Linked DNA regions of Mus musculus: region 1 is linked to region 2. The links are chromatin loops, found by intact Hi-C in ENCODE. Cell type or tissue: left cerebral cortex. All regions are shown on one strand. Links, peaks and the distances in the headings refer to the core of each region. The heading gives the core; the rest is flanking DNA.

Region 1 (15,077 bases), core at 3,468-11,467, 240 kb after region 2:
ATTCATGTACAGACATGCACACCACCTGAACACACACATACACACAAATAAATATTTTTCAAAACCTGAAAGACATATATACATTTGTGTGAATGCAATAAGACCCATAGTTTCGTACAATTCATATACAGTAGCCTAAGCAAGGAAGAGAAAGAAACTCTGAACGACAAAAGGCCCAATTCCAAATGTTCCACCAGGTCACGTGACAAAGTCCAGAGAAGTCTCAGCCCAGGAGACCTGTTCTCTCACCTGCTTGAAGTACACCATCCAGTCAGGCTCAGACTGAGCAGCCAGGTCATAGGGCGTGGTTAGGTAGATCAGATGAAGAAGGCTCTCCAGTACAAGTCCTTCCAGACCTTTCTTCAAGTCTCTGTACAGAGTGTCACAATAGGCCAAATCAATGGCTCCTAAAGAAATACAAAAACACAGGGCACACTCTCAGCCAGGTGTGCTGTGCATGTCTGTCCCAGCCACAGCTACACAGCAAGCCTGGGGCCAGACTGACTTGCGGGAGACCCAGTACCCAAACCCAGTTCGGATTAGTTTGAATTTAAGAAGTAGATCTAACTACTAGTAGAGTTTTAGTTTCCTCAGCGTTAAGGGACAATAAAGCAAGCACGACTGAGTCACAGGTAAGAAAACACACTGTGAAGATCTGGGCTTTGTTCATTGGAATAATTCCAGTACAAATAACATGAATGCATGTGAAATATACAAAGATATTATAATATTGGGGTGTTTGCACCTGTGGTATTATAATGCAATAAAACCCAACACTTTCTGTGACTGAGAATTAACAAAGACTGGCTTGCTATTCTTGTTTGCTGAGGAGTTCAGTGAAGGCCGCATGCATGAATATACACCTGAATATAGTTCAGTCCTAAATTAAACCCCACCAGGAATTCCTCAAATTCTCTTATTTTTAATAGTTTTGAAGGTTATTTTAATAGTGTGCATCAAATTTTAGACAGTTCTGATACAACTACACTATTTTTGGTAATCTGGTTAAACAAACAAACAAACCATTTCAACGTGTACTCAAAATAAATTGAGACACTATTTATAAGTAAGTCATGTGGCTATTTATAATCAGAAAAATCACAAGCAGTGCACATATTCATAAATAAAAAGGTGGTTAAATAATTTATGTTCCAGCCCTATTATGGATGAGTACAGCGTGAAAGGAACGTGGGTCTGGACTCAGTGCGAGCCCACAGCTGATCTCGGTCAGCTGCTTGGAGGCTGAGGCACAAGGACTGCACAGTCAAGGGCTGCCTGGACTACAGTAGACCGGCTAGCTTGGCCAACTTAGTGAAACTCAGATTCAAGAATAAAGAGAGCTGGGGACGCAGCTCAGGGGCTCTGTGCCTGTCTTACACGTGTGAGGCCTTGGGCCCGTGGTATTTTATACATGAGCATGACTTCATTAAGAAGGGAATGACAGACATAAATACAGTCAGGTGCCATCAGCCAGGGACACACCCCCTTGTGTAAACTGCCATTTGATGATCTGGTCCTTCTGAGCCACAGTGAGGCATGTGGTCAGCGTGGCCTGCTGTGTTATGAGGTGGGCGGACGTGACTTCAACAGCGGATCCTGAACTGGGAACACTGGAGGCTCCCCAGGAGTGGACTGGGACAGGTGTGTGGGCTTCTGCTAACATAATCCCGAGTGTATGTGTGTGTGTGTACACGTGCGCACGCACGTGTGTACAGGAGGATGTCACTCCTCTCGTTAATTCTTTGGCTGAACCAAGGACTCACTATTTGGCTAGGCAGCTGATCAGCGAGCTCCACGGGCCCAGCTGCCTCCACCTCCTTCCTGCTGGGATGGTAGACACATGCCGCCATGCTCAGCCACGCCTGGCTTCTTATGTGGGTGCTGGGAGTCTGAACTCAGGTTGCTCTTTATGGTTTTACTGACTTTACTGAATAAGACGTCACCCTAACCTAAGGTTTTGTTTTTGTTTTTAAAGAGCAGATAGTTTTCAATGAGTAAATTACTCATTAAGAAATAAATCCTTCCTGGATAACCAAGGCTACGAAGAAAAACCCTGTCTTAAAAAAAAAAAGCAAATTTAATTAATTCTCTGTTCAGATACAATCTATAGATTAAGCAAAAAGCAAGCTCCAGAAATACAACAGTAAATATTTGTTTAAAACAAAATTTGAATGTGTCTACAGCATGGCCTGCGAGTTGAAGTAAAACACACAGATAGGCGTTATTCCAGGCTCTGTGCTGCTGCTGAGGGTCGGAGTGGGGAGGCGGCAAGGCCAGCTTCCCTCTAGTGTGCACTTGCTTACAATTCTAAGTCTATTCAACTTCTGAAAGCGGACATAGCTCGTAAGAGTAACGCTTCTAATATGAAATCACAAATCCAATTTAAAGAAAGAAAATCACTTAACTTCTATTATTTCCAATACATCCCCTTAGAAAATACTGAGATTTAGGCAAACTTACCCTTAAAAGAAGCTTGGCCCAGTTTCGTAATCCGGAAGTGACACTCTAACCCCTCATTGTCGCCACAGCTGTCTTTCTGTAGAAGTCCTTTCTCTGTCAGGTGTTCAAGAGCGTCAACAGTTATTTCCCAGAGACTTTTTTCTTTCAATAAAATCTTTTGCTGAACACCAAAAAATGTACCACTCATAAACTGATATATGTCACCAAGACTTGCTGCGATCTGAAAGAATTCAGGACATCACTGGGACTTAGTTCATCACTTAGTTTAAGGAACAAGATTATTCAAGTTCATATCTTAAAGGTATTTGAAGAAAAAAATTAGCACAAAATCTACAGTATTAAAAATTAACAGGAAAAACGACTGAAGGAAAAGACAGTTATCATGTTCATACACATTTTTATACATATTTTCCAGTATAATAATTTTTAAAAAGATTTTATTATTATTGCTATTATGTTTTGCTTTGTTTTGAGACAGCTCTGTGTAGCCCTGGCTTTCCTAGAACTCTCTTTGTAGGCCAGGCCGTCCTGGAACTCACAGAAATCCACCTGCCTCTGCCTCCTGAGTGCTGGGACTGAAGATGTGCACCACCACCCTGGCTTCTCTTTATTATTTTCAGTTGCATGCCTGTGTGTGGTGAAGCACACACACCAGAGCAGGTGCTTGTGGACAGCAGAGGTGTTGGATCCCCTGCAGCTGGAGTTAGGGGTGGTTATAGATCACCTGATGTGGGATCTGGGAACTGAAAGTGGGGAGCATCCTCCCTCCCCAAAATGCTGTTTGGTTTTTACATTATTTTACATTATTCTCTGTTCAACCTCTCCAGCAGAGTCCCCCCAGTTCCATTCAGACTTCTTCTGGAATCCTCTCCACCCACTTCTACATACTCATGGAGGCTTTAGCTCTAAAAACCACATTAAACATAAAAAAGAAACATGGAAAACACAACCGAGGGAATCCAGTGTGCCGGCAGCAGGCAAGGAGGTGTTTGGCAGAAGGGTTTGCTAGCGATCGCTCAGCTCAGTCTCTGCCTTCTGTCTGGGCTCCACTCCACTTCCTGTCCTTACGCGTGTCCTCCCCACAGCCCGTTCGTTATTTACAACTGACAGCAGTGATCCTAATACCCTGCACTTGGTATTCAGATGTAAAACCCTCAGGATTAGAACTCACTTTTATTAGCCAATTTCCCCCAAATCAGCATGTTATATTAAAAAAGGATGGATCAATAGCTCTCTCTTACAATTCTGATGATACTTCAACAGGAATATTTAAGTAGTCATTTTATATTAAACCAATATAATGCTCCACAATAAAGTATTATGGAGTAGTCATTTTTGTATTGCTTCTCCCTTTTATTAACAATCATTCTTAATACTCAAGCTCAAAGGCACTTATAAGATATTCTTGAGCTGATGTTCAGTTTGTGGATCATTAAAGTACTCCAGCCTCCATGGGGATTTGAATGAGAAGTTCCCCATGGTCTCAGGCATTTGGTGTCTAGATGGTCGTGCTGCCTGAGTGGGGCCTCGCTGGAGAAGTACATCACTGGGTGGGCTTTGTGGCTTGTATGCCACACCCCATTCCCATTCAGAGCCTCTGCTTCTTGCTTGCAGTTTGAGATGTGAGCTCTCAGCCTCCAGCTCCAGCGGTCATGTTGGCTAGCAGCTGTATCCTGTGCTCTGCCAGATGATGGGCCCTAACCCTCTAGGAACTGTACCCAAACGAACTCTTCCTTCTGAAAGTTGTCTTGGTCATGTCAACAGTCATAGGAAGTAACTGGTGTAGTCCTCGAAGCTTCTCTCCTGACAGCGGAAGTGGCCCACGGCAGACAGCGCTGATGCCTGACCCGATCTGTCCACCTGTCTTCAAGTCATCTTCCCACTCCTCTCTGGAAAGCTTAGCCGTGATTTAAACCTAGGCCAGTTTCTGTCTATCCTTGGACCCGCCCAGAGTTAAGTTTGTTAAAAGTATTTATTGACTGATAACCGAATGCCAAACACCTTGTAAGGCACTGGGACTCAAAGGTCAACAGATAGGAATGTGAGCCCTGAGTTTTCGGGGCTCTTAAAGCAGGGGTGTTTTAGTAGCTGAACAACAGTAACAAAGCCGTGACCTCAAGCTGACCGGTGCTGTTATAGGGAAAGAAGGCAGTTCTGTAAATAACAGACTGCCTCAGAGGCATAGGGAATGTATGTAGCCTCGGCAAGCTACAATTAGGCTAGGAGCTGCAGCTGAGGGGGACCAACTAGGAGGGGGGTACACTGAGGGTGAGGCTGGCTGAGCATGGGGCTGGGTGGGGACCATTAAGATACCAGTGCACCTCACGCTAGAGAAATGAAAACGAAAAGCCAGGGTTTCTGGAATAAAGTGCGAGAGGCCAAACTGGAGAGACAGGCTGCGGCCACACTACCTGGACACCAGGGTGAGAAATTTGAGGTTAATCTTTGCCTTTTTTTTTCCCCTGGGTTTTTGGTTCTTTCAGACCAGGTTTCATGTAGCCTGGTTTGCCTCTATTTCCCACGTGCTGGGACTACAGGTATGTGCATTAATACCCTAGTTTTGGGGTTTAATTAATTAATAATAATAATTACTATTTTTTAAAGAAACAACAGTCTTACTAGGTAGCCCTAACTGCCTTGGAATCACAAAAACCTTCCAGTCTTCCAAGCGCTTGTATTAAAGGCATCATGGAACAGGCTTGGGTTGTTTTTCGTTTGTTTTTTGGTTTTTCAAAACAGTTTTTTTAAACAGAGCCCTGGCTGTCTTAGACTTGCTTTATAGACCAGGCTAGCCTTGAACTCACAGAGATCTGGCTGCCTCCACCTCCCAAACACTCGGATTAAAGGCCTGTGCCACCACCCTCTAAATGCTTGGGTTCAATTTTTATTTCAAAAGGAAACCACAGCCAAGTTTAAGTGGAAGGAGTGATTCGCTCACGTTCTGTAATTATTCTGCGTGAAGCACTCCGTGGAGGGAATATGGCAGGTTAGACAGTGGATGGAGGGAGACCACAGGAGACAGAAAGTGCAGATTCAGGCATGCAGTACAGGTCTGCAGTCAAGAGCAGTCCACTGCTCTATGCTTCTATTTCAGTATTTGTAAAACAGAAATTACATTCAGTTCAAGGACTGAAGATAAAACATCAAGTGTTTTGGCAGGGTGTCTGAGACATGGCTGTGATAAATGACCGTGAACTCCCTGAATCCCATGACGTAACTGCCACATCCTCTTCCTGGAGTTCCTTCTCTTCCTGTCCTCTTAGGTATCTAGGGATGCTCGCCTCTGTGCCCCTGGCCTCAAACTGAACAAGTCACAAGTCTTTCTTACAAAGTCTCTATGAGGACTGTTACATCTCTGATGGCTAACCATGCTCTCCTATTACCCCCAACCAATACCATATGGCTTGGGGGCAACTGTTTCCATCCAAACTGGAACTCTTCAGTTTTCTTCCTCAGCGTTGCAGGGTCCAGCCTGCTGACTGTTACCCATGTCACATTAAGCTTTTTTTCTTGCTTTCTACTCTAAATACCTAGTGTGGCTTATCTCCTTCTTCTGTATCTAATCCGTGTCTCTCCCTCAACCTCATTGCGTTTATTTTCTTCTTTAGACTTCTAGTGTGTCAGGTACACTGTAAGGATTATTACCATCCGTCTGCAAAGTACTAAAACTTGTGATATCTGTTTCAGTTATGTCTCACATTTTACTTCCATGTTCATACTAATGAGGACAAGCCATATGACAAGCTTGTAGTTTTGCAGTTAGAAAACAGCGAAATTCAAACTCTGGCTTTTACCACTTTTTGTTGTTGTTGTGACTGTACTTTGGGCACAAGGACACAATTTAACTTAAAAATAAGTCTAAAAGAGATTAATCAATAACTCTTAAAAAAAAATCTCTTTTTTTCCTTGGTGTGACAGGGTTTTTCTGTGTAGCCCTGGCTGTCCTGGAACTCAACTCTGTAGACCAGGCTGGCCTCAAGCTCAGAAATCTGCCTGCCTCTGCCTCCCAAGTGTTGGGATTAAAGGTGTGTGCCATTACCACCCTGCTCATTAGTCTTCATACTTGATCTCTAAGATTCTGTTTTCATGTTAGTAAACCCGTCAGAAGTTGAAAATATTGTAAGTGAAAATGCACCCACCACACTCAGCCTACAGAGCCTCGCCGTTTGGTAACATTCTCCTCCGTAGAGCATCAGCTCTTCATGTTTGCAGATCTGGGGCTTACTAGCCTCAGCTCTGGGCTGGTGGGATTGTACCATGCGATGGCAGGCACACCTCCCTTCTCGTGTGGGCAGAGGTGATGGGCTGTCGAATTTCTGGATCCACTGTCTCATGGCTTCCACAGTACTGTCTCCTATAAACTAACTTCAGGTGGGCATCAATTATTATCTGATTTCTTATATTTCCTCTACTGAAGAGTTAAAAAGACCCAGATTCAGAGTCTTTTAAAAAATAATTTATTTTTATTTTAAATACAGTGTTTTGCCTGCATGTGTATCTGTGTGAGGGTGTTGGATCCCTTGGAAGTGGTGTTATAGACAGTTGTGAGCTGACAGATGGCTGCTGGGAATTGAACCCAGACCTTCAAGAAGTACAGCCAGTGTACTCTTATTTGCTGAGCAATCTCTCCAGTTCCCAGATTTAGATTTTTTTAAAAATGTCAAAGATTATTCTTTTTCATATTACATTAGAAGTTACCATTTTTTTCATTTTATAATTTGCCTGAATTTTAAAAAATCTCTATTGTCTCAGGTAATACTCATCATAAGAATATCTTTAAAAAATACCTTCAGACCAATTAAAGAGAGAAACAAAGCCTGGATCCCCTTGGTGAATTCCTCGACAAGATGGCTGCAGCAGGTCTCCAGGGGTCCGCTTATGAGTTCCAGGACCTACGAAAGTTAAAGCAGTCTTAGGTCTGTGCTGTGACTCAATCTAAACAGTGTTCTACAGAAAGCCCTCGTACTTTGTAACATTTCTGGACGCCCCAAACTCCTCCAAAGCTAAAACAAAACCAAATCACAAAAACCCAAAGGAGCAAGAATTAACAGACGTTCTGTAGCATCGTTATAGAACGATGCCTGAAATATGAAAGTATCTGAGCCACTCTTCCTGAATCTTACTGAGCCAGAAGGATGTAGGGACGATGGCAGGTAGAGTTTAAGCGGTGGTTGCATGTGAGTGTGGTCCAGCCGAGGGAGCCTCACCTGCTGCTTGTCCTTCTCTTGCAGCAGAAGGATGCTCTCCCCGGCAGTGTCTATCCCAGCGCGGCCGGCCCTGCCAACCATCTGCTTGTACTGATTCCTCTTTAAGAACGTGTTAGCCACATAGGGAGCTCGTAAGATGACTCTGCAGAAGGGATAAAATTAAAGTGATCCTCTACACCGGCAACTACTTTTTAAACCCAATTCCATTTTACTGGTTTTATTAAGTGTAATGACACGTTAACTTTAAGTAAAACTGCACCTACACTGGATCTCTGATGTCCTAGGTCCTTACATATATTACCTGTAGTTCTTACAAAATGCTTAGCAATATCCTTAATTTCCTTTCTCATGAAGAAATGGCTGAAGTTCAGTAGTGGCTTCCCTTAAATAGCAAGTGAGGAAATGCCAGAGCCATCGCAGCTCAGAGGCTTGTGATTGGCTATCGCAGTGCTCTCCACAGCTTCGTGATTTGATACCCGGAACTGAGAGATTTGGCCTTGTACCACCACCTCCATGTGCTACTGTATGCTACCGATTTATAAACTGATATTATCTTTAACTATGAGGCACTGCAGATTTCAACTGGCTTTAGTCTACAAAAACATCAATTTCAATTCTGCTCAGGTATAAACAAATCCCTAGTCAGCTTTGCTCTTCAAGGGCAATTGAAGAGTCTATAATTTGCATTATCGACTTCCTTATTTATAAATCTCAATGGCCTATGTAGATTGGTGAAAGCTTGAAGAAAACAAAATGGTGGAAAAGTAAGAGAACACAGAAAAATGGCTGCATACAACAAATACAGTAAAGAATTTGGGAAAATTGTAAACAGTATCCACAAAAAATTCCAGAGGGAATCATATCCAGTGTTTTCAAGCAGACTTCTACAAGAAGTATATCAGAGTTTTTGAAAATTTAAAATGCATTTAAAATCTAAAGATGTAATGAATAAACATAACTAATAGAACTGGAAAAAGCTAGTTTGCTCTGTCCCGACACCCCATGTGTACAGTTGCCACTGTATTCATCCCACGTCCTTTTACCCCATCCCACTTTGCTAACCTTCTACTTCTGGGTCTTTAAAAGAAAACAGATTGGGGGGGCTGGTGGTACTTGGGTTTGAACCTAGAACTTTCTAGGTGTTAGGCAAGCACTCTGCACTATACTGTCTTCCAGCCCACTAAAACTTGAATTTTATATGGAAGGTAAAGTTGGAGAAAAACAGCTGATAAGCTGTAACTTCACGTCTTTATCCCAGGCTAGCCTAAGTCATAAGAGAAGAGAATGAAGCTCATGGAGAGATGGAATACAGAAATGACCAGCAACAGCTCTGAGACAAAGGATGGAGCCTCCCACCAAGTGCCACGCCCTAACAAAAGACAGTGAACTGGGACTGCAGGGATTACATGAGCAGGCTGCCTGGGCTCCAACTTGGCTTTGAAACTCATCTATTTGATGTGACATTCAACAAGCAAGCAAGCAAGCAAGCAAGCAAGCTATCTATCTATCTATCTATCTATCTATCTATCTATCTATCTATCTATCTATCTATCTATCATCTATCTATTTTTTTTTTTTTTTGAGACAGGGTTTCTCTGTGCAGCCCTGGCTGTCCTGGACCTTACTCTGCAGACCAGGCTGGGCTTGAACTCACAGATCCGCCTGTCTCTGCCTCCTGAGTGCTGGGGAAGTTCATTATTTTATAGATTTCAATTGCATAAAATATTGGTGATAAATCATGAGGGCTGACTAAATGAATGCACATTTATCAGTTAGGTGCCAGGTGTGGGAGCTGGTGACGTAGGGACAGGAGGGAAGGACACACCGACCATAGTAAGCGCCATTACTCACCATGAGGAAAATGGAAGGGTACAGGGGAAAGTGCAAAGCTGCAAGAGCGGCTGGCTCAGTGGCATGGTACCGGCCTCCAAGGCTGACAGCCTGGCTTTATCACGAGGATTCACAAGGTGGACGGAGGAAACCAACAGACTCCTGAACCCTGAAGCTCACCTCCGACCTCCACGGTCACACTGCGACATGCACGCTCCTCTACCTATATATTACATATTATATCCTTCTCTATTTCTATGAATATAGAAAGAGAGCTTTGGGAAAGCAGACAACTACAGGCCCGCACAGACACAAAGCTGCTTCCATGCTGGGAATGGTGGTGCAGGCTTCAATCCCAGCAGGTGGACCTTTGTTTTAAAGGCAGGTCTACATGGTGAGTTCCAGACCAGCCAGGGCTACACAGTGTGACCCTGTCTGTAACTAGATAAATAAATATACATAAATGTGAAGGGGGAACAGCATAGCTAACGACTATGTCACTGAGACGAAAGACTGTATATCCACCAGAAAAACATTCTATTTAATGTTCATAAACATTTTGTGAACATAAATTATTTGCTAGAGCCCCTCTCCCCCCAAGGAATAAGTTATAAAGAGAAGCCAATTATACAGTTTTCCACCGTTCGGTAATATCCGAAAAGGTGACATAGGGTCTGACCTACAAGAGTTTGTGGTGATTGGATATGCTCAGCCATGGGGAGTGGCACTATAAGGAGGTGTGGCCATGTGGGAGGAAGTCCATCACTGTGGGCTGGGCTTTGAGGTTTCCTAGAGCTCAAGCTCTGCCCAGTGTGGAAGAGTCTCCTCCTGGCTGCCTTCTGATCTAGATACAGATCCTGCCTACATGCTGCCATGCTCCCACCATGATGATAATGGACTGAACCTCTGAAACAGAAAGCCAGCCCCAGTTAAATGTTGTCCTTCATAAGAGTTGCCTTGGTCATGGTGTCTGTTCACAGAAGGAAACCCTAACTGAGACAAAGCTATTCTGTTCATGCCAGGTGGCAGTGATGCAGGCCTTGAATCCCAGCACTTGCGAGGGAGAGGCAGAGGCAGGTGAATCTCTAAGTTCCAGGCTAGCCTGGTCTACAGAATGAGTTTCAGGACAGCCAAGACTACACAAAGAAACCCTGTCACAAACACATACACACACACACACACACACACACACACACACACACACACACACACACACTCTAATGCATTCAGATGGTATATTAGTCAGGGTTTTACTGCTGTGAACAGACACCATGACCAAGGCAAGTCTTATAAAAACAACATTTAATTGGGGCTGGCTTACAGGTTCAGAGGTTCAGTCCATTATCATTAAGAAATAATGAGAGCATGGCAGCATCCAGGCAGGCATGGCACAGGCAGAGCTGAGAGTTCTATGTCTTCATCCAAAGGCTGCTAGTTGGAAGACTGACTTCCAGGCAACTAGGGTGAGAGTTTTAAGTCCACACCCACAGTGACACACCTATTCCAACCAGGTCACACCTATTCCATCAAGGTCACACCTCCAGATGGTGCCACTCTCTGGTCCAAGAATATACAAACCATCAAAGATGGCTTTAATCAGCCCATTCCCTGTGAATTAAACACAGGTCAAGCAAGGTTCTAGACACTGAACTCCACCCCTGACTGGCTTTCCAAATCAGTTCACTAACATTTCAAGGAGATCTACTAAATGATCTCTCTCAGTCTTGTCCAACCTTCCCAGAAGTAGATTCAGATCTGATACCCCAGGAGACATTATAATGCCTCTAATTCCAGTTCTAGGAAGGGGGCTGAGGCAGGACTCCCTCCAGTTGGACCCTGTCCCACAGGGAGAAGACACAGACAACCAAACACAGAAGAGAGGGAGCCAAGAGGGAGGGACCTAGTGCCAGGAAAAGTGGCTTTTCATTAAGACATTAAAGGAAACAAACCCACCAACTCAGCGGAGGAGAGCTTACCTCCGTGCAGGCAGATTGACCCCTGCTGCCAGGGTGGACGTGCAGGTCAAGAGACAGAGCACGCCTGTGGAGTAAGCCTCTTCCAGAAGCTTCCGCTCTTCGCTAGTTAAACCGCTGTGGTGATAGGCGATGCCGAAAGGGACGGTGCGCTTCAGGACAGGACACACTTTACCATTGCCGATATTCCTCAAACTTTTAATCACTTCGCATTTTTCTTTCTCTCTGTGGTTTAGATAGTCCCTAGAAAAAATGATCCATCAGCTGGGACTGGGGGGACGGCTCAGCAGTTAAGAATGCCGACTGCTTTTTCAGAGGATGGGGGATCAGTTCCCAGCACCCACATGGCACCTCACAACCAGTTTTAGGGGATCCGGTGCCTTTTAGTGATCTCTGAAGGCATCAGGCATGCACATAGTGGGTGCATGCATGCATGTCATGAATTATAGTTGGAAGTGCTTACCATTTTCTTTTAATACATCATGTTAACATCCTTTTTAGTTATATATTACTTCTATCAGTATAAGTACACAAAATGTTCTTCGTGTGTATTTTGTATGGACATGCATGTGTCTGCATCTGTGTACTGAGTAAGTGTCTGCACAGAGGCCAAAGGCCGACATCAAGTGGTTTTCTCATCTCTCACTAAACCTGGAATTCACTATTCAGCAAGACTAGCGAGCCAGTGAGCTGCAAGGGGCATCTTTGTGTCTCCCCAGTGTTGCATTTCAGGCGAGTGTCATCATGCCTGGCTTTCACACGGATGCTAGGGATCCAAACTTGGCTTCTCTGACTGAGCCTTCTTCCCAGCCCCCATAAAACGCTCTTTTAACTTTAATTCTTACTTCATTAACCATTAGAAAAACTCTCCAAGTCTTTTTGTGGATCATAGAACCTCACAAAAATAAAACTAAGGAAAAGTCCAGCTATTCATATAAACACAACACTTCAGAAACAATTTCAGAAGCTTCACGGACTTCCTGAGTTTTGTTGCTAAACTTCGTATGATATCAGGTTAGATCCGCTCTAGATATTATGATTATTTCTTCTACAATATATGTCTTTATGGAAGACGGTCTGTCTTATTTTAAGATACACATTTTCTGCTCTGAAAATGGAAATGTAACATAGAGCTAAACAATATCTAACACTGACACTAGAAAACTCAACAATATCTTAAATTATGCTAAAAAGCTTTGTGGTTTTATATGAAAGCTTAAATGGCCAATTCCCTTAATTCCGTTAGTTTTTAAATGTGTGTGTGTATGTGCTTGTGTATGCGTGTGTGTGTGTGTACATGTGTGCATGGGTGCAGGTATCTATGGAGGCCAGAGATGCTGACTCCTCTTAGAGCTCGGTGTCAGAAAGAACTCGTCAGGCCCTCAGGAAGAGCAGGAAGTGCTCACAACCAACAACCACCATCTCTCAGCCCAGCGTATTTTGCTTTTTTGTTTGTTTGTTTGAGCCAGTGTCTCATTATGTAGGCCTGGCTGTCCTGGAACTCAGATGTGGACCAGGCTGGCCTCAAACTCACAGAGATCCTCCTGCCTCTCCCTTCCAAGTGCAGGTATTAAAGGCATGAGCTCTCAGGCCTGGCTGTTTTGTTTCTCAAATAATCAAAACCATCATTGTGAAGGCAGACTATCAATCATTGAAATTCAACTCCTTGACGGTTCCCTAAACATTTTTATCATTCTACCAGCCAGTAAATTTAATCCTAATTTAGACCAGTCTATGCCAGTAGGATTGGGAGGGAGGGTGGAGAATAGCCTTATTAAAAATTCCCATCGGTAGTCTATGACTACTGAAAGCCTCAGTAAGGGCCAAACGGGTGTAAAAGTTAAAAAACCCAGTCAACAAACAGGTGCAGAGAAGAGAAAACTATCAGCAGACACTCTCCTGGTGGACACAGCAGAGCTTGAATTCAAACAACTCCCAAACCAAGACATCTCTAAAATTCGTAGGAAATTCTATCTAGTGCTCAGACAAGCTAAGAAAATAAGGGAAATATTAATGAAGAGAAGGCTGGCCTCTGTGACAGAGGCTGGTTTCCCGGTCTTGCGGGGCGCAGCCAGACATGCTGACTGGCCTAAGACGCAGCTGCAGCTTCACATCTAAGCCCCTGTGGTGGTCGCTCTCTTACAACTCTAGAACTTTCTACATTAGTGCGAATTTCAGTTAGGCTTTCTTGAAGGTCAGTGCCTTCAGAACCTATAAAAAAATATGATGCTCTGCTAGGAAGGGAATGACCAACACACAGAATGCATTATGCAGCCTGTCATTTATGACAAACCTAGAAACGATTTTGTAAACTAAGATTAACATACTTGCTTAAAAACTTGCACAACATTTCTGCTACATTTTCACAGTTCTTCTTACTGGGACAAAACACCAGGCAGGAGTAGTTAGGAATAACTTCTGTCACCAGTGCTACCAAGCGGTCGGGATCCATCTTCTTCAGGGCCTCAGAGTACTGCAAAATAAGGACCACGCGTGCAACAACGAATTGTGACTTGAAAGACATGTAAACCATCACCAGTATCTCCCCTTTGGTTTTTCTTTCTTTCTTTCTTTCTTTTTTTTTTTTTTTTTTTTTTTTTGGTTTTTCGAGACAGGGCCCCGAGTGCTGGGATCACCAGCGCTACCATCACCAGTATTAAATGCTACAGTTATCCATTACTAGAACAAGGGATGACAGCTGTACTAAACATCACATGGTTAGTTTTCTTCATAGGCTGTTCGTTGGAGATTTGGTTTGGGGGCACATTTAGTCCAAAAAGAGGATTAAATGAAAGGCTGGAGAGATGGCTCAGTGGTTAAGAGCACTGACTGCTCTTCCAAAGGTCCTGAGTTCAATTCCCAGCAACCACATGGTGGCTCACAAACATCTGTAATGGGATCCGATGCCTTCTTCTGGTGTGTCTGAAGACAGCCACAGTGTACATACATACATACAAGAAATAAATAAATCTTAAAAAAAAAAAGAGGATTAAATGATTAAGAACCAAGGAAGTGAAAACAGCTCTAGTAGTCAATAACTAGAGAGAGAGAGAGAGAGAGAGAGAGAGAGAGAGAGAGGATTGCGGGCACCAACAGTCAAAGGACTGTGTGAGGAATGACGTCGTGTCCTGTTCAGAACCGTGTTCCCTAACACTGTCACAAGTGAAACAACAGTGACTTATGACAGTTCGGAACACTGTCGGGAGGACATGCAATAGAAGAACAGTCATTGAAATCTCCTCAGTTCCTGCTAGTTACTGAAAAGCGAACTGTGGATTCAGCATTTACCTCAGGAAACCCTAAAGCTGGGACAAAACTGCTCTCCTTTACAATATCCTTCCTGCCGACTGTAAGCCATCAGCATGCAAACATGACACCTCTATAGAGCAACGTGTCACTTACAGGCTATGCATTATGATCTTGTTGCCGGGTGAATGCTATATCTACAGGATATGTCTCCAAGTTCTCACGGTTCCGAACCCGGTGCATTAACCGGCCAGGTGCAAATGATGGGCTTCCGCACAACCCAGTAGTCATCTGGACAGCAAGCACTTTTTACTAACACAAAAGGCGACCAACAGGATGTGTGCACAGTGTGGTATGTCTA
Region 2 (15,077 bases), core at 2,245-10,244:
AGGGCAGACCTCTCTTTTAGAAAGGGTGTTGTTAAGACAAAGATCTAAGGTGCCAATGTATTCATAGCCTTTTCTAAGGAAGACTAAGAATACCAGTGTAGGTAGAGTGAACATCAGAAAGACAGAAAGAAGTCAGTCCTAGGGATTGGTCCAGTCCCTGAGTCTTGAAGCCGTTGTGAGGTCTTCGCTTCAAAGAGAAATGAGAGTGCCAGGCAAGGTGGTGCATGCCTTTAATCCCAGCACTCAGAGGGCAGAGGCTGGCAGGTCGCTGTGAGATTGCAGCCAGCCTGGTCAACAGAGAATAACAGGCTAGCCAGTGCTACATACTTTAGACCCTGTCTCCCTGAGCCATTATGTGATTTTGAGCAGAGATGTGACATGGCGTGATGATGTGCTTTAAAGAACCACTGAGTACCGGGTGGGGACTCAGGTGCTGGCAGCACTGAACGGTAGGCATGGGCTGCACCACCACAGGCTGGGGAGCTCCTCAGAGACTCAGTCTGCAGAGTTCCCAACGGACCACAGGAAACGAAACGGCTGAGTCCTGAGGTTTTGGCCAGAGCACTTGGAAACATGGAGTTGCCCTGCCTTGTGGGGAATAGATTTTGAGGGTTATGAAGTGTACATTTGGGATTGTGATAAGCGTACCTGGTAGTGAGCAGAGTGTTTTGTCTGGAGGAAGTAGAGCAGTTTGGGCTACAAGGAGACATTTGGGAGCCTTTGCCTACTAGACCGGATCGACCCCTTTCCAGGGGAGGAGAGGATGCAGACGGAGAAGAGGAGTGCATGCTGAGGCCTGGGGCGTTGTGGTCTTAGGAGGTAAATGGTAAAGGCAGTTGTAGCAAGTGGGAAGGATTGTCCATTGAGGTAAGATTGCCAGAATAGGGTGTGCTCCTCCTCAGTACCCATATGATCAGACCTGTGCTGAGGAGTGGGTAAGCGTTGGCTGGTTAGCATTCACCAGGTGTGGAGGCAGGGCGATTTGACAAGAGCTATCGTGGTGAGCTGGTGAAGGCTGCAGCTGACTGGAAAGAGTGAATGGAGACAGCTCTTTGGAGTTTTCATAACATCAAAAAGCAAAGAACCATACAGAGACAGTAATTAGTGTAAGATAGAAACCACAGCAAAAGTTAGATGTTTTATAATCCATTGGAAAGCAAACATTTTAATAATTGGTTTTATAATCCATTGGAAAGCAGACATTTTAATAATTGACACTGGGTATAGTGGTGGTTGCCTTTAGTCCAAGCACTCGGAAGGCAGAGATGGGCAGGTCTCTTGAGTTTGAGGCTAGCTTGATCTACAAAGCGAGCTCCAGATAGCCAGAGTGACATAGTGGGACCTTGTCTCAGAAAAAAAAAGACAGGACAAAACACTGATATTGAGGAATTGGTAACAGATTCTCACGGGAGTGTATGAACAGATGGGAATCCATAGCGGCGGGGCATTTAGACTGGCGTGGCCTTTGTCTAGGGGCTGTCCTGTGTGTAAGGTTAGCAGCCTGGCTCTTCTTTCCCAGGACAGCAGCACTGCTGTGCCTTGTAACAGTCAGAAATGCCAGATGCTCCCTCGTAGAGGGATGACTAGAGCTCAGGACAGGCTGTGCGAGCACAGGACAGGCTGTGTGTCAGTGACAGTGGGGTTGGTGCAAGTCTGCCTTGACAGCTTCTCTCAGTGAACAGAGCCCGCACAGCAGTGACAGGGCTGGGCTGTGACACTGAGAGGACACAGGAGTGTAATGGAGGAGAGGAGTCCTTAAGAGATTAGTCATTGTCACTTTTAAAGTAATGAAAGGATTCCCTGATTAAAAAAAAAAAAAACTGGAAAATTAAAGAAGTTTAGCATGATAGGACAGTTCATATGAATTTGAGTTGTGAATGGGAAACATAAACTGCTGATAATAACTGAGCTAAGCAAACAGTTTGAATTCATAGAAATCTGTGCCATGACCTGCCCCTCTCTCACAAAACATAAAACAAGTAAGACTGAACTTCACAGTGGGAGCCAGGAGAATTCTAAGGATTTTTAAATTTTTTTGCTTTGTTCATTATTTGTTGTTGTTGTTTGTTGCTTGTTTTTCTTGTCACAAGGCTTTACTGTTTTGGCTGTCAAATAGAAAAGATTACTTTTTTTTGAGGATTAATCATGAATTACGAGTTTGGAATTATTGAGGCCTCCAGTTCTTCACTCCTGGAGTAAAATATTGCCTGTGGAGGAGGAAAGAGACTGAAAACTGTCTTTAATTCACCACAGCCCTGTACACTCTCCACAACCCTAACTGAGATTATGTTTTGTTTATGTAAAAATACATTTTACTTGATGGCAGAAATACATTTTAATGATGTTTAATATACTATTGTATTCCATGTTGTATGTTTTTGACATAGTCTCACTACTTGGCTGGCCTAGAACTTAGTATGTAGATGAGGCTGGCCTAGAACTTAGTATGTAGATGAGGCTGGCCTAGAACTTAGTATGTAGATGAGGCTGGCCTCAAACTCACAAGAGATCTGCCTGCCTCTGCTTGCAGAGTGCTGGTCTGAAAGATGTGTATCCCCATGCCTAGCCATAGCCCACTTTTTTACTTGAAAGAAAATACATGTTGTCTGTAAGCAGCTAGTAAGGACCATAGCTGTATACTTTCTACCTTTTTACACACCATAGCTTCGCTCATATAAATACTATAGCAGTGATTTTCATTTTTTCCTAACATAAATAATAATTTTACAAATTAATTTCTTTGTAATTAGTACGTGAGCACATTCCTTATTGTGTCTAGTAGGATTAAAAGCATACACATTAAAGAATCCAAAAGCATAATTGCAGAGTTAATTGCCAGATTGGTCTCTGGGCAGGCTGAGCCTGGATGCAGTTCCACTATAGTGTCCGGTAAGCCTGAAACTTGGCACTTGTGTCTATTTCATTTGTTTGCTTGCTTGTTTGTCCTAGACAGTACAACGTAGATTATAAGCTGGAGACTTACCTGAAGATTGCAAGGCTATACCTGGAGGATGACGATCCCGTCCAGGCCGAGGCTTACATAAACCGAGCGTCCTTACTTCAGAACGAATCCACAAATGAACAGTTACAGATACACTATAAGGTAACAAGTGACCTAATCGCAACACCTGTGATGAATGTTCATATGTTTCAGAAACTCTCTTCACCTCTTGTCTTTGACCCTCCAGTTTCCCTAATTGGAGCATTTTCCCCCTATAGGTTTGCTATGCGCGTGTCCTTGATTACAGAAGGAAATTCATTGAGGCCGCCCAGAGGTACAATGAGCTCTCTTACAAGACAATAGTCCATGAAAGTGAGAGACTAGAGGCCTTAAAGCATGCACTGCACTGCACCATCTTAGCATCGGCAGGTAAGCATGATTTCAGCCTCAGTGAAACGAGTTGTCTCTGCTGATAACGTTAGGTAGCAACCACTGGATTACTTAGCAAGCAACACTTCTAGGGGTGCCTCAGTACAATTAAAGTAAGTTTAAACATGAAACAACCAGGAATAAAATGATTTATTCTAAAAACTTAAGTGAATGTATCAGCTTGTTACCTACACATTAAGAATAGTTAAAAGAGGTAAGTTTATTTTTACAGAAAGAGAAATGGTTCTTAAAGGAGAACTACAGAGGAGGAAACAAGCCCAATTGATCCCCAGCACCCACCCACGTGCTGGAAGGAGAGAAGAGACTCCTGAAAGATGTGTCACCCCCACAGATGTGTCAGCATGGGGGACTCTTTCACATACACAAAAGAAACCAAAAGGTTTAAAGTATTCTGCTTTCAGGGTTTTTTAAACCTTTAAGCTTAAGTTTCAGACTAGCATTCATTCTTTTCCTCAATACATAGGAAGTTTTTACTAAATTGTAGCATAGACGCACATAGCTTTTAAATAGAAAAGGCTGTGGTGAAGGAATGTTCATCCCAAACCATGGCTTTTTAAAAAGATTTATTTATTTAAAAAAAATTTTTAAAGTTTATTTGTTATTATAAATAAGAACACTGTCAGATCTCATTACGGGTGTTTGTGAGCTACCATGTGGTTGCTGGGATTTGAACTCAGGACCTTCGGAAGAACAGTCAGTGCTCTTACCCACTGAGCCATCTCTCCAGCCCCCACCATAGCTTTTCTAAATCATTCTGAAGTCCCAGATCTGTAGTCAGCTGAGAGCTCATGACATGTTTAGTTCTTACACTTAACAACCCTCTTCTGCTCCCTCTATTTTTTTTCTTTTTCCTTTTTTTTGGGGGGGGGGCACAGGGTCTTTTTATTGAGTCTTGGCTGTCCTGGAACTCCATGTATGGATCAGGCTGTCCTCCAGTTTACAGAGATTTGCCTGCCTCCGCCTCCAGAGTGCTGGGATTAAGGCTTAAACCACCACTTACATTTTTTCGTAGCTAAGTGCCAGCTGTTGTCACATCTGACAGATTCACTTTGATTTTCTGTTGTTTTACTTGATCATCCAGGCAGATCCAACCTGTGGCCCAGAAACTGTATGCAGCCAAGGATGGCTATAACTGATGTCCAGGGTGAAACTACAAACACTCCTAAAATAAGAGGGGTTGGTTTGTTTGTTTGTTTTGTTTTGTTTTTGTAACTCAGCTACATGGTTCTCCAGTGTGAACATTGTAGTTGTTAAGATTATTTCAGTGTCAAAAGGTTGGACACACCTGGATGCACAGGGGTTATTTATAGGGATGAGTTTATGGATAAATTAAACTCCTAAGTCCAAAGAATATATACTTTTAATATTTGGATAGAAAGTGAACATTGCTGTAATGTTACATCACTCCAAACAAAGATGTGCTTGATGTAGACCATGGTGACCTGGAACACAGATTCTCCTGCCAGCCTCTGCCTCCCAAATTGTTCTGCTTTTTGATGCTCACATCTTCCCAGTATGACTTGGATATAGTCCCAGCAGTGTTTCAATATTTCTCTGTATTCTAACATAAAAAAAAATAACCTTTCTATGCATTAGGAATATCATAGATTCCCAGCACTGGAAAACAAAACAAAACAAATGCTAAAAATGATGTCTTAAGATCGAGTTTATAAATATTTTTTATCTTTTAATAGAATACTTTCTTAGGATTTTTTTTTTTTAAGTTTTTATGTGTTTGTTTGTTCATTTAATGAGTATGAGTGTTTTGGCTACATGTATGCCTGTGTACCACATGTGTGCTTGGTGCCTACAGAGGCTCCTGGAACTGGAGTACATAGACTTTTGTGAGTTGCAATGTAGGTGCTGAGACTATAATCGGGGTACTCTGGAAGAGCAGCTCTTAATCACTGCCTGTCTCTCCAGCCCCTTAGTTAGTATTTCTACTGCTGTGATAAAACAGCAGGACTAAAAGCAGCCTGGGGAGAAAAGGGGTGTGTTGTTTATACACCCTGGCTCTTAGTCCATTGAGAGAAGCCAAGGCAGGAACCTAGAGAGCAAGAACTAACGCAGAGGCCGTGGGAGAAAGCCTCTCGCTGTCGTGCTCCCCATGGCTCACTCCACTTGCTTTCTCACACCATCCACAACCACCAGCCCAGGGTGGCCCCACCCACAGTGAGCTCAGCCCTCCTACAGTCGTTACTGTCAAGGAAAATGCCCCCACAGGCTCGCTCGCAGGACAGTCTAGTAAAGACATTTTCTCAGTTGAGGTTCCCTTTTTCTAAATGACTCCAGCTGTATCTGTTGGCATAAAACTAGCCGGGACAAATACCAGGATTTAGACCCTGGATGTTCCCACGGCTACTAGGTGTAGGTGTCCTGGTGACAGAAGACAGCGGTTGCTGACAGCATTGTTTCCACTCACTCGGTATTAGTCACCAGGTGTTTAAAGGCTCTAAATGTATACATTGAGTCAGTATTGTTTCTTAGCAGAGAAATACTGGTTTTGTTCTGTTTCTGAGACACAGTCTTTCTGTTCAGTTTGACTGGCCTACAGCTTGCTGTGTAGTTCAGACTGGTGGAAGTCATGCTTCAGCCTTCCTGGTTCTGGGATCACAGAAGTGTATTCCATGCTGGGCATATATATTTTTTATTAACTAAATAATGTACTATTATATATACAAGAAGAAAATAGAAATCACCTAGGCTTACAACCTCCTGGACCATTTTGACCTCTACCCTGGTCCATTATGTGAACATTCAGTTATTCTCATGTATCTACAGATTTTTTGTTAGTGAACATATCTAGTGATTAAAATTTATTTTGAACTAACCCAAACTCTCAGGTTTTTCATCATTTCCAGATATGTGCAGACTAAGTAGCAAAATGAGTTACCCAATCTCTGTCTCCAGGTGAGAGTGGGCTCAGAGTGCCCTGCCTCTCTACAGCCCAGCTTTCAACCTGTAAGCAAGCGGGCTTTTGTGGGCTTCGCAGGGGCTCCTCCCCATAGTTTTATGCCCTTTTTGATGAGTTTGATGTTAAAATGGTTCCCTGATGGACTGCTAGATGCTGTCTAGTGCTCTGTGTGTGTGTGCACGCATGTGTTTAGGTGTGGGTGCTAGTGGGAACTAGGGGTAGACAAAGTGTATATATAGTCTTGGCTGACTCTCACTGACCTCAAATTACAGGCCTGCACCACTGTGCCCTCTAGTGTTCATAAGTATAGACAGTCTGATGTGGAGGTTTTGTGTGACAAAATAGTATCCTGTAAGCTCTAATTTGACAGCATTGCAGTGTTAGCTATGAGTTCAAAGCTAATGAATTAACCCTATATGTTAAGTAAGGGTGTAAACAGAAGCACGTGAAACAAAGTTGCAGTTTGATTAAAGTTGACAAAAAATGGACTAGGGGCTTAGAAGAACCTAGTTCTGTATCTCCAATAGAAGTAGCAGCTCAGCATTAACTGTGGTACAATCAATAACTTTCTAGAACATACTAAATAAATGTATTAATGGGGATTGTATGTATTTTAGTAAGCAAAAATGGGATCATAGAATGTGATTCTTTTTGTCACTGAAGAAACACTTAGAACATTTGACCCTCTGTGTTTCCCTAGGACAGCAGCGCTCTCGGATGCTGGCTACTCTTTTTAAGGATGAAAGGTGCCAGCAACTAGCTGCATATGGGATCCTAGAGAAGATGTACCTAGACAGAATCATCAGAGGGAACCAGCTTCAAGAATTTGCTGCTATGCTGATGCCACACCAAAAAGCAACGACAGCTGATGGTAATGATCATGTCTGACGTGTGTGTGACAGGGGTATCTAGGTATAGATTAGTAGAAAATATGTTACATTAGTATTTTCAAGTAATACTTCTGATTAATAAAAAGAGGACTATTGACCAATAATGAGTATTAAACACTGACATAGGTTTGTGGTATAATCTGAAATAATCCCTATTGGAAAGCAGTTTATGAAATACAGCATTTTTTTCTTCTTTTTTTAAAAAAAAATCTTATTTGTTTTTTGAAACTTGTGAAAACTGAAAAATTATAGCTTGTACCTATGACACCTGAATTTTAAAAAGCTTAAGCCATTGGTAAATAAAACTAAATAACAGATTATATTAGAGCATAATTATTCATCCCTAATTAAGAGTAAAATTTAGCTCAGTAGCTTGCCCAAGGACCCTTGGGGTAAAATGGTCCAAATAGGAATAGGTTTCCTTTCATATTTTTTGGTTAAATGATGTGATTGCTTAAATCAGAATGTCTTTGCCAGGAAAATGTCCTTTTAATATTTTCTAATTCATAATAGTGACTATTTTATGTATTTTTGTCTAAGATGTTTTAAAGTCCCTTGCTAACATGACCATGATACTAAACATAGAGGTGTGGACACACTGAACCATGCATGGAGCAGCATCAGCATGCAAGCCAACTAGGCTTGCTGCCCAGGTCACTGTCACTCTGTACCAGAGAGCAATTAGTTGTGAGGACTCATTTGTACTGGGCTGGCTGAAAGGTCTTAACTTTAAGGATTTTTATTTATGTGCATAAGTGTGTGTCAGTGTGAATATGTGCTGAGTGTGTGGAGGTGTCCTGCAAGGCCAGAAGACATCAGCCAGTGCTGTGTGCTGTGTGCTGTGTGCTGTGTGCTGTGTGCTGTGAGCTGTGAGCTGTGAGCTGTGAGCTGTGAGCTGGGTGCTGTGAGCTTGTGTGCTGTGTGCTGTGTGCTGTGAGCTGTGAGCTGGGTGCTGTGAGCTTGTGTGCTGTGTGCTGTGAGCTGTGAGCTGTGTGCTGTGAGCTGTGAGCTGTGAGCTGTGAGCTGGGTGCTGTGAGCTTGTGTGCTGTGTGCTGTGTGCTGTGAGCTGTGAGCTGGGTGCTGTGAGCTTGTGTGCTGTGAGCTGGGTGCTGTGAGCTTGTGTGCTGTGTGCTGTGTGCTGTGAGCTGTGAGCTGGGTGCTGTGAGCTTGTGTGCTGTGTGCTGTGAGCTGTGAGCTGTGTGCTGTGAGCTGTGAGCTGTGAGCTGTGAGCTGGGTGCTGTGAGCTTGTGTGCTGTGTGCTGTGAGCTGTGAGCTGTGAGCTGGGTGCTGTGAGCTTGTGTGCTGTGAGCTGGGTGCTGTGAGCTTGTGTGATGTGAGCTGTGAGCTGGGTGCTGTGAGCTGGGTGCTGTGAGCTTGTGTGCTGTGAGCTGGGTGTTGTGAGCTTGTGTGCTGTGAGCTGTGAGCTGGGTGCTCTGAGCTGTGAGCTGTGCTGAGGCCCCAGTGTGCCTGCTCGGAACCAAACTCAGGTCCTCTGCAAGAGCAGCCCTCGAGTGGAATGTGCTGAGTTGTGTCTCTAGGCCAAGGTTTTCTTTTTCATAGACTTTTCTTAAGCACCTCAGGAAAATTTTCTCTGTGGTTGTAGGATTACTAATGGTTCTTCTGAGCAGTTAGTTTTTGTCCTAGTTAAACATAGTGTGAATTGATAAATTGATTCTCTTATTTTTCTTGACTTCTAGAAAAATTAAATTTGTAACCCAACTCTGAGTAGTATGTATGGGCTTTAGTTGAAGCTAATCCTCCTGCTTTGTTTTGTTTTAACTTGAGAATTTTAATTCTCTGTATAGTCTAAGCAGCCATGACTTTAAAAAAAAAAAAAAAAAAAAAAAAAAAAGTCTGATGTACAAATTAATTAAAAGCTAGGTTGAAAGTTGATCTTTCAGATTGACTTTGAGCTTCTAGTCATGGGAAGAAAGTAGAAAACTGCCCCATGGGTTCTTGAAGAGAAGGACGCAGGTCTGTGTGGGGCGAAAGGCTGCTTGTCTGCTGCCCTCATCTGACCCAGCCCTGAGCTGCAATCTGTTCTTTTGTTAGATCACAATCTCATTTTTAAAAAAATAATTTAATGTATGTGAGTACACTGTCACTGCCTTCAGACACACCAGAAGAGGGCATCAGATCCTATTTCAGATGGTTGTGAGCCACCATGTGGTTGATGGGAATTGAACTCAAGACCTCTGGAAGAACAGTAATTGCCCTTTACCGCTGAGCTATCTCTCTAGCCTCCTGACTTAGCAATTTTAAGACATGGTGTCTGGTTTATTTTTAAATTTAAAGTATGTTCATTGGTTTTCATTCTGTCTCCAGTCATGTAGCATTACTGCCGATACATCTCTTGCCCTATAGATTTGCCTGTTGTGGACATTTCACGTTAATGGAATCATGATGCTGTTGTTATGGCCTGTCACAATTGGCTTCTCTCACTTAGTGCCATAGCTCATCCGTGTGATTAATACTCATTGCCAAATAACATTCTAGTATGTGGATGCACGTTCATGGACAGGAAAATTGTTCCCACGTGGGGGCTGTTGATATTGCTGCTGTAAGGCTTTGTGTTGAAGTTGTTACATTGTGTGTCACTGTGTGCATGTGTACAGTCTTTCCCTTTCCCACATCTGCCCCTTCTTCCTTTTCTTTTGTGCTTGAGGTTGGTTTTGTGGCCTCTAATGCAGACATTCTACTATTGGACCAGTCTACATCCCCATCCTTGACTAAATCATTTTTTATCTTCCTTTCTTCTTCTGTCTTCTTTCTTCCTTCCTTCCTTCCTTCCTTCCTTCCTTCCTTCCTTCCTTCCTTCCTTCCTTCCTTCCTTCCTTCCTTCCTTCCTTCCTTCCTTTCCTCCTCCTCTTCCTCCTTCTTCTTCCTTCTCCTTTCTCCTCCTCCTCCTTCTTCCTTCTCCTTTCTCCTCCTCCTCCTTCTTCCTCTTCCTCCTCCTTCTTCCTCCTCTTTTTTCCTCCTCTTCCTCTTCCTCCTCCTCCTCCTCCTCCTTCTTCTTTCTTCTTCTTCATTGTGGAGGAGTGGTGAGCAGTTATAAGAAAGGGTTTTGTAGAATACTTCCTTGAAGGTCTCTAAACATCCCTGTTACAGCAACTGCTCTGTAGTTGTATGTTAAACACAGTCATCACAAAAAAACCTAGGAGAGGCCAGCAGTTCAGGCTTTGTAAGGGGCTAGATTCCCTAATTTACAGGAGGATTCTGTTTCTGAACTCCTGAGAAAGGGTAGCTGACCCTACCTCTGGGATATGCCCCCATGTTTGCCTCACAGTAAGGTGACCAAAAGAATGAGCTAAGGGGCTCATGAGTAAGTGTGTACTGCTCTAGTGCAGAGGACTCAATCCCTCTGTCCCTTAGCAGTTGCTCACCAGCATCATTGTGTGCGTTACCTCCTTGACATAACCTCACAGAAGCAGCTAAAGTCTGGATGGATCGTGGCTTACAGTGTGAGAATATAGAGCACCATGGTGTGCACAGCATGAGGACAGGTGTGTGGGGTGGCAGGACACACGGCAGTGGAGGCGCTCCCTGGCTTTCTCCTTTTCAGTCTAGGACCTCAGCCCAGGGAATGGCGTGCCACATTCAGGGTAGCCCTTCGCTCTTAAATTAAGCCTGTCTGGGAACACCCTCACAGACACACCCAGAGGTGTTTCCATGGTGATTGACTATTGGAGATTACCTATCGCATTAGTTTTCTAAATACTGTATTTTATTTCATTGTATATAAACTATAATTGTAAATATACTCTGATATATTAGTGCTTGCCTTTAACCTTAGCACTTGGAAGGCAGAGGCAAGCAGATCTTAGTTTAAAGCTATCCTGGTCTACAGAGTGAGTTCCAGGACAGCCAGGGCTACACAGAGAAACCCTGTCTGGAATAACAGTAATAGTATCAAATGTAAGTTTTAGTGACATGTTGATTAGAAGTATAAAACTGATTACTACATGGCTAGAAATAAAAATAAAGGTATATCTTTTAAAAGTATAAAACTAGTTTCAAACATTTAATGAGTTTATTTATGTTTATTTAAGGTTCCAGCATCTTGGACAGAGCTGTTATTGAGCATAATTTGTTGTCAGCAAGCAAATTATATAACAATATCACCTTTGAAGAACTTGGAGCTCTTTTAGAGATCCCTGCAGCTAAGGTATTTTTCTTAATTCACTACTTTATATCAGGGAAATTGAAACCCCAGACTATTAAAGTAATGGAGAGATACCTACGAGATAATGTTCGTGAGCACAACAAAAGCTACATGTTTCTAAGCCTCAGGGGAAACGGGAGGAGACTGGTGAAATGCTGTTGTCATGAAACTTAGTGGCTTTAGCTTTTTAACTTTCTAATGACAGTTACTTAGAATGGAAATCTTCTAGAAGTACCAAGTTATACCTTTTGCATAAGGATGTCTTTGTGTAGTGTCTTAAAGACACTGATAACAAAGTTCTTGGAATATTAGATGGTGATTGCTGCTGTCCTTGTTCCTCTACCCTCAATGGACTCAAAGGTTTAGTGCTCATCTCTGACCCCAAGCTGTCCTGCTCTACTTTCCTTCCCAGTGGGGTTTCACCTAAAGGGTAGTTAACCTTCTAGGGAATCTTAGTGCGGTTTTTGGATTTGGTTGGTCATACACAAATTACAGCACAATACCAATTGTATTGATACTGTATCACTTCTGAAACATCTTAATTTCAGATAATATTGAGAGTAAGCAATCAATCTTTCACCTTAATTAAAGTCATGTAGTTTATCTGATTATGAAGTTTTTTTGTTTTTCGAGACAGGGTTTCTCTGTATAGCCCTGGCTGTCCTGGAACTCACTCTGTAAGTGTGAGTGCATACGTTGTTAGTAATAGATTATAATCAGTCAGTAGGAGTGGTGGTGTATTGATTGTAAAGATGTCAGGGGCTGGAGAGACAGCTCAGCAGTTAAGAACACTGACTGTTCTTCCAGAGATCCTGAGTTCAATTCCCAGCAACCACATAGTGGCTCACAGCCATCTATAAATGGGATCCAATGCCATCTTCTGGTGTGTCTGAACACAGTGACAGTGTACCTACATACATGAAATAAATAAATAAATCTTTAAAAAAATTGGCTTTTTTTCACAGAGGACCTGGCTTTGATTCCTGGCACCCAAACAGTGACTCACGATCATCTGTAACTCCAGTGTCAGGAGATCAAATGCCCTCTCCTGGCCTCCACCAAAAGAAAAGAGCAAAAAGAAAAACAAATTTTTGTTTTTCCCCAGAATCCTAAGGCAATTTGTTATTATTTTAAGATTTTTCTTTCAAATCTTTTTTAAGATTTTGATTATTTCTTTCTGTATGGATTTTAAAAACTTTATTATTTTTATATATGTGTGTATATTCATGTGAGTATATATCTGTGTGTGCTTATGTGTGCCCAATAAAGCCAGAAGAGGGCTTCAGGTCTTCTAGGACTAGAATTACAGTCATTTGTGAGCCACAAGTGAGGGTGCTGGGAGCTGGGCTGGGAGCCTCTGCAGGAGAAGTGCACACTCTGGACCATTGAGCTGCTTCTAGTCCCGTGTGTTGGCTGCTTTGCCTGCCTTTGTGTCTCTGCATCACATGTGGGCCTGGTGCCTGTAGATGTCAGCAGAGGGTGTTGGAGCCCCTGAGACCGGAGTTATGGACAGTGGTGAGCTGCTGTGTGGGACTCGAACCCCAGTGCTATTGACCACTAAGCTCATTGTGGCACATTGCAGGGAAGCAGTGGGCAGTGGCAGGAGCAGAACTTTGTGTCTGCCTGCAGTTTTAACCAACCTCCCTTCCTCCCTCCCTCCCTCCCTCCCTCCCTCCCTTTCTCTCTCTCTTTAAGATTTGGGTCCTAGTGAACTTTTGAGGCTGTCTTTGTAGCTCAGTTGGCGAGTGTCTGCTTAGCCATACACAGGCTCTGGAGTAAATCCCCAGGGCCACAGAGACTGCACGCATGCTACCCTCCTGTAATCCTGGCGCGTGGGGAGAGAGGCAGGCAGGGGGCTCAGAAGGTCAGGATCATCCTCAGCTACATAGGGGTCAGCCAGGGACAAGGAGACTCTTCATCAAAAAATAAAATGAAATAAAATACAATTTTAAGCAGAGGGGAAAATGGTTAAAAAAAAAAAAAAAGAAAGGCTGGATTCTTGTCTAGCCAGTCTGGCATGTCTGTATTCCTAGCACTTGAAGGAGATTACAAGACACGTCCCTCAACAAGTGACAGGCAAGCACAGTAGCAACAGGGGCTAAGCCAAAGGCTCTCACTCAGTTCTCCGTGAACGGCTGCTAAATGTGATCTCTCAGGTCCTGAGATTGTTTTGCTTTTGTTTCTAATAGGCAGAAAAGATAGCATCTCAGATGATAACGGAAGGACGCATGAATGGGTTTATTGACCAGATCGATGGAATAGTTCATTTTGAAAGTAAGAGCATTTATGCATTCTTATCAAGTGAAATGGCAGTAAACTGTTATATGATTAAAATGTGTTGAATTATTTCTTTAGGCCCAGAACTATGTTCCTCGTGAGCATATGTCCAAAGGAAATCATTTAAAATAACCTTAAAAGGCTATATTTATGAATATTTTTTAAACATTTCTAAGCTAAGGAAAATGTAACTGAAATGGTATCAGGTTACTTGTTTGGTCATCTGACCTTCGTTGAACTCCAACCATGTGTGGCTCCCATGGAGTGACAGTTGCAGTTCCTATTCGGAAAGTCACGGAGCTAATGTAGGCATGCAGGTGAGTGACCTCCCACTGCGTGAGACCTGCAGCTCTTGTTCCTGCTTCACGTCTGGAGCAGAGCACTGCTCACTATGAAGATGCTGCTCAGGCCTGGGGCTGTGTTGTGCTCACTGATCCATCTCCCTCACTCCTGCTTTCTGTACAGCTCCTCTCTGGTCGCAAGAGCCACTGTGTGCTCTCTTCCACTTCCTTCCAGTCAGCGCAGCCCTTTCTCTCTTCTCTTCTGCTTAGGTGGACCCAGTGATCCCTTGCTCAGTTCTGTTCTCACTGATTCCCTAGAACAAGGTCACGGCCTCCTTTTCCGTTGACTGTTGTGACATGCATATGTATGTGGATATGCACATGCATGTGTATGCATATGTATGTGGATATGCACATGCATGTGTATGCATATGTATGTGGATATGCACATATATTCCTAACTACAACCTCCTCAGTCTGGGTAATGCTGCTTGTCTGTGTTTTCAGAGCTGAGCTTTTGGTGTTGGGGAAACGATTGTTGTGCTCTTCCCTGTGAGGACTGGTTCCCCCTCTCTCTCGGCCTTCCTCAGTTGCCTGTGGGACACTGTTAGAGCCTACTGACCTTGTATCCCAGCTGTGCATCCAGACCCGCCGCCTCTGTCCTGCTTCACTTAGGCTAGGCTAGTCAGTGTTGCTGGTGGACAGTCAGGAACCAGACAGCACCGTGAGTTCAAGGTCACGGGGTCTGCGTCACCCCCTGGATCCATGCTTCATTTTCTAAGCCATCCCGTTTCCTACACTGCAGTATGTCCTTCAGGTTTGAGGGGGTTTTGTCTTGTTTTTATTTTTTAACTTTTTCTAAAGAGAAACCATTTCCCATTTCATTTTTTAAAACTGTCTTGATCAGATTTATGAAGCCCTAAATGTGAGGTATAGGTATTATTATTATTTATTATCTTCTATCTGCCCTTTCCCGTGCTCCAAGGGTCCCTTCCTGAGCCCCGCTCTTCACACACTCGCCAAAAGGAGCTGTGTTAGAAGCCCGAAGGAAACACTGTTTTAGCTTTTTAAAATTCTGCTGACTTCTTTCCATTGGTCCTAAACACGCACAGGTCTTCCAAGTAGGCCAGATGCCTTTTATCTTTCAGGCCTTTTCTTTTCT

The links. A loop is a pair of places that touch in the nucleus more often than their neighbours do. Peaks named below come from ENCODE experiments on the same cell type or tissue, not always from the same donor. Only the 100,000 strongest peaks of a DNase experiment are listed, where the experiment ranks them.
Region 1: it touches region 2 in a loop (3-fold over the local background); 4 of 42 quality-filtered maps call a loop at or near these places.

Annotation. Positions count from the first base shown.
Region 1 is chr5:100,771,485-100,786,561 of GRCm38, forward strand. It overlaps Helq (helicase, POLQ-like), which reads right to left. Exons shown (of 18, transcript NM_001081107.1): 8 at 13,798-13,943; 9 at 11,474-11,713; 10 at 7,668-7,809; 11 at 7,248-7,352; 12 at 2,461-2,680; 13 at 250-407. Among named protein-coding and RNA genes, the nearest start is that of Helq, 20 kb to the right of the region's middle. In left cerebral cortex, for the core only: no CTCF peak of the experiment used is centred there; a DNase peak (open chromatin) is centred at 7,741.
Region 2 is chr5:100,530,293-100,545,369 of GRCm38, forward strand. It overlaps Cops4 (COP9 signalosome subunit 4), which reads left to right. Exons shown (of 10, transcript NM_012001.2): 5 at 2,950-3,103; 6 at 3,220-3,370; 7 at 7,006-7,176; 8 at 11,245-11,360; 9 at 13,547-13,631. Among named protein-coding and RNA genes, the nearest start is that of Cops4, 20 kb to the left of the region's middle. In left cerebral cortex, for the core only: a CTCF peak has its summit at 6,605 (motif pointing left); DNase peaks (open chromatin) are centred at 3,684, 5,603, 5,741 and 6,580.